Regions from separate parts of the Homo sapiens genome. Here all the other regions are linked to region 1. A link is a contact called in ENCODE Hi-C or POLR2A ChIA-PET data. All regions are on one chromosome and are shown on one strand. The core of a region is the stretch at or near the end of the contact, and the rest is flanking DNA. Distances in the headings are between cores, read along the strand shown.

Region 1 (2,908 bases), core at 232-2,731:
CCAGGCTAATTTTTCAATTTTGTGTAGAGATGGGGTTTCACTATGTTGCCCAGGCTGGTCTCAAATTCCTGAGCTCAAGCAATCCTCCCACCTCAGCCTCCCAAATTACTGGGATTTGTATAGGTGTGACCCATTGCACCTGGCCATGGTTTTTTCTTTTTAAATTTCTTTTAATTAGTCCACCAAAAATGCTTCTTATTTATTGTAAGATATAATACCTAAACACTCCAGAAACTGCCAGAAGTGACAGAAAGCAAAAGGGCCTGAAAACCTACAGATAAGGGATATAATTATAATACATTTTAGTACCAGCATTTTGACATAAAGTCCCAACCCAGCTGGACTGTTACTGTTATAAGAAACACTAGCATTTTGCAATCCTAAGTCATATTTTTCTTGTTACTTGATCATGTTATATAGATTAGTTTGAAAATGGTCAGGCCCTTTTGCAAATTCACTTTATTTCATAATATCATTCATTCGTTCATTTATTAACTACCAGCTATATGCTGGGCACTGATCCTTATATATGAAAATGTTTATTTCCTTTGATTACCAAAAGGCAGATATGCTGTTTTGCCATTTTCTAGAATCTAAAGGCTCAGATGCTTTAGTCAAAGCATTCATATATTTATTCTGTAATTTTTATAGTCTGTAATTTTTATAGTGATTGAATTGAAAATAGTTGACCAGTACAATAGTAGCTGCATTTTGCATGTGCTCTCCCTCAAGAAACTCTATCCGGTAAAAATTAATTTCATGGTAATAGGTACTATTTATGTATTACCTCAGTCAGGCACACTGAGCTAAACACTTTATGTAAGTTAGTGCATGTGATTCCTCCACAACTCTTGGAGGCCAATACTGTTATTACTATCATCTGTTTTATAGGAGGAAAGTAAAGCTTAAAAGGTTAAGCAACTTGCTCAAGATCACACAGCTAGGTGAGTAGAGGCAGGTTTAAAGGCAGGATTAAAATTTAAATTCCAAAATTTTCTTTGTACTCCTTTTTATCTTCCCAAATATCAGAATTTGTTTTAACTCTTTCAGAGTACTCTTTATCTTGTTCTCTAAAAGTAGGTACATAATCAGAATAGATAATTTAGGTTGAATGCTCACTTAACCCATACTTTAAACTCTGCCAAAGATAAGTACTCTATATTATTTATTCTTAATTTCTTAGGATCTATCACAGAGCCTGGCATAGAGTAGATGCTTAAGAAATATTTGTTAAATGGATCATGAGATATTGTAGAAGTCCAAAAGGCAAATTGCATACATAAAAGTCAAATGTGTACATTTAGAGCGATGACCCAGCAAATCAAAAATCAGCCTACAAGGGTAAATTTTCTAACTAAATGCAATGATTACGGAAGAAACCACAGACTGGCCACATGTCTCAGCATGACTCCCAGAGATGAAATTCTGCCTAACAACAGAGGCATTTTGTCTTTGTTTACAGACAGTGGAATGTCTTTGGCAGGACTTTAATGATTCCACTTCAGCAGCATTTTGACAAGCAAGTTTAGCAATGGATGAGACCAACAATAGCAAATCAACAGTGAAAAGTTCACTTACAAGTCAAGACCAAACATTTCATTTGAATATTTTGCTTGGCAGTAAATAGGGGACTCTCTGAACAGTTATTTAAAATTTGACATGATAATAGGGAAGAAAGAGTACTTCCTCACAGAGCACCTCCATGCACCTTCTGCTCAGCAGACACTGGAAAACAAGTTGATTAGAACACTGTTGGGTCTTGTGTTTGGTTTTATTTTTTTGGTAGAGCTGATTTGATCCACCTCAACTTATGGGTGCCAGGACTGAGTATGTCAAGCATGGAGGGAAATTGGAGAAAAGACAATGGATTAAAAGTTGGGCAGAAATACATTTTAGTTATGCTTCTCCCACTATCTATCTAATTGAGTGACTTTGGGCAAGTCACTCAAGCACCTTCAGTGCTTTCGGTTATAAAGTGTAGGAGTCAGGCTGTATCCTCTACTAGGCCACAGCTCTGTCAAGGTAGGTCTATATCTTATTAATATTTGAGGTTTCAGTCATAAGCACACAATAATATTTTTGGTGAATTGAACATATGTAGTGGATGGATGACTGTATTTATAGTTGAACAGGAGACTGACTCATTTTTCTCAATGGAAGCACTATTTGCATTTTAGGTAGGATAGTTCTTTTTGGTTCTGTAGCGTGTGTCACTTTTGGGGCCCCTAGGCACTAAAGGCCAGCAGTAATCCCATGTGGTTTCTACAAAAAATATGCCTTCTTTGCCAAACACACCCATGAAGGATGCCCCTACTCAGGGTCCCATCCCTTTCCATTTACCAACAATATTCTTTGAACTAAAAGTGATGTTTTTCAAATGCCATTTACTGAGTCTCTCTCCTTTTTACCCCAGGCATATGCTATGATGCTGTCACTGTCTGACAAGGAGTCCCTCCATTCTACATCCCACAGTTCTTCCAACGTGTGGCACAGTATGGCCAGGGCTGCGGCGGAATCCAGTGCTATCCAGTCCATAAGCCACGTATGACGTTATCAAGGTTGACCAGAGTGGGACCAAGTCCAACAGTAGCATGGCTCTTTCATATAGGACTATTTACAAGACTGCTGAGCAGAATGCCTTATAAACCTGCAGGGTCACTCATCTAAAGTCTAGTGACCTTAAACTGAATGATTTAAAAAAGAAAAGAAAGAAAAAAGAAACTATTTATTCTCGATATTTTGTTTTGCACAGCAAAGGCAGCTGCTGACTTCTGGAAGATCAATCAATGCGACTTAAAGTGATTCAGTGAAAACAAAAAACTTGGTGGGCTGAAGGCATCTTCCAGTTTACCCCACCTTAGGGTATGGGTGGGTGAGAAGGGCAGTTGAGATGGCAGCATTGATATGA
Region 2 (2,908 bases), core at 136-2,635, 59 kb after region 1:
TGTTCTACTCCTTCTTTATTCTTATTGCAATGACATGCATGATGGGAGCAAAGTATGTCAAATATCTTGGGTTGGCCAAGGCCTTTTATTTTTCCTAGTGGTATATTGTTTACTTGTTGGTGTAGTTTGAAGTTAACTATATTCAAATTTGACAATAAAAATATTTTCTTTTTAAGTGATCAGTTTTCATTTTGATGATGTTATGTAAAGTGCTAAACATTTTATCATGTCTTGAAACTGAAATTTGTCTCAACTTTTTTTTTTTTCTATTTTTTTTTTTATTATACTTTAAGTTTTAGGGTACATGTGCACATTGTGCAGGTTAGTTACATATGTATACATGTGACATGCTGGTGCGCTGCACCCACTAACTCGTCATCTAGCATTAGGTATATCTCCCAATGCTATCCCTCCCCGCTCCCCCCACCCCACCACAGTCCCCAGAGTGTGATATTCCCCTTCCTGTGTCCATGTGATCTCATTGTTCAGTTCCCACCTATGAGTGAGAATATGCGGTGTTTGGTTTTTTGTTCTTGCGATAGTTTACTGAGAATGATGATTTCCAATTTCATCCATGTCCCTACAAAGGACACGAACTCATCATTTTTTATGGCTGCAACTTTTTTACAGTGTACAGAAGCATGTAAAGGTGCTTTGTTCTATACCTAGAAGAGAAAATGGAAAATTGAGACAATCACAAATTTAAGTATAAAAATAACTTGGTTATTTCATTCAAAAACATTTTTTAGCTGAATGATCTGAATATTTGTCTAATTGCCCTCATTTATTTCTGTCCAAGGAGATACAGTGTCTGAAACAGAAACTAAATAAGAAGTTTCTGATTCTTTGATTAAAGAATAGGTGAAAATGTTTTGACGTCTGTGCTATAATGGATAGAACCTATCCTAGTCAAAAAATCCTTTATCTTGATTGTCAATAGCTAGAATTTAGGGATAGAAGCCAACCAATGGATAGGTTGTTTCAGAAAGGAGTGTTTTCTTGCTGAACTCTTGCTTTCCTTTGTCTTTTTTAAGTTGAAAGTCACCAGGCACTCTTTGATAGCTTGTTCCAGTATTCGCTAGTATTCTTTCCCTTTCACTGTTTCAACTGTGCTAGTCAAATGAGTTTCCATAGCCCTGTCCTCAAAAGTTGTATAGGGCATGATGGCTTGTTTTGTTTGGCAAAATTCTCTAGAACGTGATTCATTGTCTGCAGGTGATTCATGGTTAGGAAATTAATTCTGAACTCTGCCAGTGATTGCGGTTGATTAAAGTCCAGAAGTCCCTGCCGTCTGTTCACTAGCACTCTTTGTCAACTGAAATATTTCTATAATAAAAAGAGCCGAAAGTAGATGTGCTTGATGCATGGAATTAACATGTGTGTTTGCATCTTTTGAAACAGCTACTCAAGCCTACGCAATTTTAACACTTGGCATGAAAATCATTTGAAAAGTGTCTGACTGAATGAATCACATTTTACAAATAAATATCTGTCAAATGGTGCAATTACTTCAGATCCAGTCATTAAGCAATAAAATAAAGAAGTAAATAGGATACATCTGCTGCAAAGTGCTATAGATATGTGAGTTTCCTTCTCAAGTTACTTGTCTTTAATATTTTAGCCTAATTGGTAGAATGATTCACTAGAAACATCTACCACTCAATCTAATTATGGCACCAAAAAAAAGGGAGGGGGGAGGGAAATAAGGCTTTCTAGGCTAGTCCACAGGAAAAGAAAAAAAAATTCACTTACATGAGTAAAGAAATCAAAGAACAGAGATGAGCATAAAGCATTTCTTTTATGTGTCATTATGAGATGAAGGACCACAAATTTGAAAAATAATACCAGCAACTCAAGGTGTTAAGTACTTTCTTTCTATATTAAAACATTTTGTTGTGTCCATGCAAAAATCAAAGCAAATTTAAGAAGATTGTGATTTTTGTAAACAAATGGAATTCTCTGTGTGTGTGTGTTTTCTTTAATGAGGAAAGTAAGTAAATGAACAGGGATTATATTAGCGTTATAATTCTCTACCACTTTAAGTTTATCAGTGATACACAATTTATATTCAACAGCAGGCCAGGCAACGCATAAGGAAAATATGGCTTTTTGACACATAAATGACAACATCAAATATTAGGTCTTCTATCTCCAGTTGGCCTCCTTTCTATATAAATAATTATGAGAAGGACATAAGAAATAGGAAACCTGTGAATAGTTTAGTGAAATATTTAAAATAAGTTTTTGCCTGGATTTTATTATAAAAGTAGTACATTTTGTTGTTAAAACTTTAGAAAAAATAAACAGAAGAAATGAAAAATTACACATAATCTTACCACTCAGAAAATTTATATCGCTTCCTATGTATCTCGTGGTTTTTCTGCATTTTTTTCTCTGAATACTCTTAAGCCTTGACCTAAAGATGCCTCCTATTTCTGTTCTCTTTTGTCCATCTCACATTACTATGAGAAGAACATGCTCAATCCAGCTTATTATCCCAGGGAGGAGGAGAGACACGTGGAGCATGTGGAGCAGAGCTGCTCCAGCCAATCCGTAGGCCTACAGTGATGCATGAGTAACAATAAATGCATGAATGGAAATAAGTAATAGTTGTTTGGGGGTGATTTGTTATGCAGCAATAGCCAACAGGTACAATGTGAATAGATATAAATATATTTACTCACACACACATTATATATACGTATATGCAAATGTGTGAGTATATATGCTCACACACATTATAAGTATGCTTTCTATATATGTATGAAATATGTATATAAAAAAATCAGAAGCACAATGTCCTTTAATGTGTTCTTTCAGTGAATATATTACCACACTTATATCAAGTATAAATAAATATTTCCATCTTTGTCTTCCTGCGAGAGTGTGAGGTTGGTGAAAGCAGACA
Region 3 (2,908 bases), core at 233-2,732, 41 kb after region 1:
GACCTCTCATTATACTCTAATCAGCATCCAAACTCCTTTCTGTGACATCAAAAGCTTAACGTGAGCTGGGCTGTATCATTTCCCTGACCTCAATTCTTACCACTCTTCCTCTTTCACACTATGTTCCATGCACAATGGCCTCGTCCTGTCTTGAAACCCTCAGGCTGGTCATTCTCTCTTCCTGAAAGACTTTTTTCCTGCCTCATTACACTACTAACTTCTCATTCATCCTTGGAGTTCCAGCTGGTCCATCATGTCACCTCCTCAGTGAACTCTTCCTGGTCACCTAATCTAAAGAAACCTCTGAGGGATTATCTATCATCCTACCTTATTTTATTTCCTTTAGGGCACTTATTAGTCTCTAATATTATCTAGTTGCTTTATTGTCTCACGTGTACATTTTTTGTCTTTCTGTACAAGAATGTGTGCTCCCTGAGGAAAATATCTTATTCATCGTGGGCCATTGCCTGGCCTGGCATAGTTACCCAATGGGTGAAGCAAAGAGCAAATCATTGAATTTATCTAAACTCTCTAGTCAGAATGAAGCTCAGGAAGGGTTCCAGAGTCTCCGTCTACTACAACCAACTCAGGGTCCATGAATTTTCCTTCACTTGCTGCCACAGTTGCTTTGATTCTTATGAGAGCCTTACATTCATTTAGTTTCTATTAGTACCTAGAAAGAGAACCGAACACATTCTAGATGCTTGGTCAATGTTAATAGAATTGGAATCTTAATATTTTATTTTCAGCAAGTTGAGCAACCTTAGGCTTGCCATATACTTTATTAACTCTACTAAAAAAGCCAAGCTTGTAAACATAAAAAGAAAATATAGTGATAACACTCCCCCCAATTTTTATGTCAGCAACACACTTTTCTATAATTGCTGAAATATGAAGGCTAAGCCAGCTGAAAGTTAAAAATAATACTTGGAGTTTTTAAAGGAACATATTTCAAAGAGTTTTTACATACCACTGCACTGTATCTGTTCACATAGAATTTAAGGAAGTGTTCTTACATTCCCTTTTCCAGACAGAATCAGTGTCAGGTGACTCATCCAAAGTAAAGGAAGCACCCTGTGTTTCTTGTCCCCCGCCTCACTCGCAACCCTTCCCTCCTCATCTCCTGCATCTTTACCTTCCTGTCTATTTACTGTTTGAATGTCTTTGCTCTTTTTGGTTCCCTTTAGATTTTCTTAAAATGGAATTGATGGTCTTGTTTTTCAACATGTTGTTTAAAAGCACACACAAACAAAAGACACAGGAGTGAAAAGAGGGTGATGTTTGGGGAATAGAAAAGAAAGGGAATAGGGAGAGATTGTGGTAAAAATCAGGAGATCCTCAGAAATTCAAGGAACCTTTTTACCAAAGAGGGCAAAGGCCAGTGCTAGATGAATAACTCCTTTTCAATGTTAGCCAGAAGGAAGATTGTGAATGACTAGTACATTTACTCATCATTATGGCAGTGCTCCCTCTATTGTATAACCAGAACCTCCATGTCCTATTTCTAAGCCATCCTGTGAAACACACAGTTGAGGTCATTTAAATGCTTTAGCTATCAAGTACAATTTCATGGGCTGCTAAAGACTGTATTTTCAGATGTGATGGATAAAACATAGTCATTTACTTCCTTTTGTGCTCTCATGTCTCCATAACATCATTTTTTATTTTTCTGTGAAGGATAAAACACACTCTTAAGGGTGATAGGGTTGTGGCCAACTAATAAGAGTAGCAAGGATGCCTGTCCTGATTCCACAAATGAAGAAGCATTAAGTACAAGACATGGGCAAACACCTAAGGAGATTCAGGCCATTGGTGGTGGGAAGGGCTCTGAGTTGGCTCACTGGACTGTATTGCCTGCACCCACTGCCAAAGCCTAACTCTTAATTCCCACAAGTAGAAGCAAGGATAAAATTACAAAACACTGAAATGTGGTTCCCCAAAGATATCTTGTAGACATTTTGTTTTTCCCCATATGGAAGGGTTAAGTGATAGGAGGAAAATGGCCTCAAATATTTGAGAAAATGCTATATAGAGACAAGTATGAATAATTAGGGAAAGAGCTTCTTCTTTTTTTTTTTTAATGAAAAGCTGTGGGGGTTCTATGTATTGGTGCATGGAATACCTTCCCAGTTCCAGCTACATCATTTGTGGGCAAAGTACAGAGCCTCAGTTTGACATCTTAAGATGGAGATGACATCTGTTTATCTTGTGCTTTTATTTTGAGATCTAATCTATTACTAGGTTTGTAAAAAATATTTAGTAGTTGATAATTTTAGAAATTATAGAAGCAATTTAAACATGGTTAAAAATAAATACTTGCTAGTAGTTTATACTAAGAAACATAGTATTCTTTTCCAAATCTGTAGTAACTGGAACTTTCTTCTGTAATTAATTTTATTATTATATCCTCAGCTATACAGAACACATATTAAGTAAAGGCCGTTCTGAAATATTCATATTAATTAAAGATTAAATATGGGCCTATGTAAGAATATGGCCATTTAGAACATTTAGAAAAAGTGAAATAGGTTGAAGGTCAGGTCACTGGCCTGTTCACGGGTAAAAGGGGTGAGGGGGACTTTTATTTTTTCCTAAAAATAAAAGCTGTTTACATTATAAATTATGAAATCCATTTCAGTTGATTTAAAAATATCCTAGTTATATTAGCTGCATGTAGACAAAATCTCAATATACCCTGGTAGCTTGTTATATATTTTTCTTTCATATTATTATGAAAACGTAGATGTCATAAATTATATTTTATTAAGCCATGTTTTCATTGCAACTCACTACATAAGGATTAAATTTTAAACACCTCACAAATTCACCAAACTAACTCTTAAGATTATCTGAGGATTTTCTTCTTCTAACATAGAAGTAGCTTTTTGTGATTTTACTAATTTAAAAA

What was found. A loop is a pair of places that touch in the nucleus more often than their neighbours do. ChIA-PET counts read pairs that join two places held with the same protein, here RNA polymerase II (POLR2A). Pooled maps may share reads with other maps.
Region 2: a loop to region 1 is called in a pooled map, with 2.3 times the contacts of the local background. The contact joins two enhancer-like sites. A Hi-C loop is called at or near these places in 1 of 50 pooled maps.
Region 3: a loop to region 1 is called in a map of MCF 10A, with 2.6 times the contacts of the local background. The contact joins two enhancer-like sites. A Hi-C loop is called at or near these places in 1 of 168 maps with a recorded cell type or tissue (MCF 10A) and 1 of 50 pooled maps. POLR2A ChIA-PET finds 5 or more read pairs at or near these places in 1 of 52 experiments (MCF 10A).

Annotation. Positions count from the first base shown.
Region 1 is chr3:169,084,549-169,087,456 of GRCh38, reverse strand. It overlaps MECOM (MDS1 and EVI1 complex locus), which reads left to right. Exons shown (of 17, transcript NM_004991.4): 17 at 2,414-2,908. The coding sequence ends at 2,548. Among named protein-coding and RNA genes, the nearest start is that of LINC01997, 83 kb to the right of the region's middle. Within about 2 kb of position 1,481, at least 2 of the 41 ENCODE cell types and tissues checked have a DNase peak (open chromatin) inside an H3K27ac peak, as active enhancers do.
Region 2 is chr3:169,025,353-169,028,260 of GRCh38, reverse strand. No RefSeq gene overlaps it. Among named protein-coding and RNA genes, the nearest start is that of LINC01997, 24 kb to the right of the region's middle. Within about 2 kb of position 1,385, at least 3 of the 41 ENCODE cell types and tissues checked have a DNase peak (open chromatin) inside an H3K27ac peak, as active enhancers do.
Region 3 is chr3:169,043,070-169,045,977 of GRCh38, reverse strand. The region is part of intron 1 of LOC107986051 (a long non-coding RNA gene); the gene reads left to right. Among named protein-coding and RNA genes, the nearest start is that of LINC01997, 42 kb to the right of the region's middle. Within about 2 kb of position 1,482, at least 4 of the 41 ENCODE cell types and tissues checked have a DNase peak (open chromatin) inside an H3K27ac peak, as active enhancers do.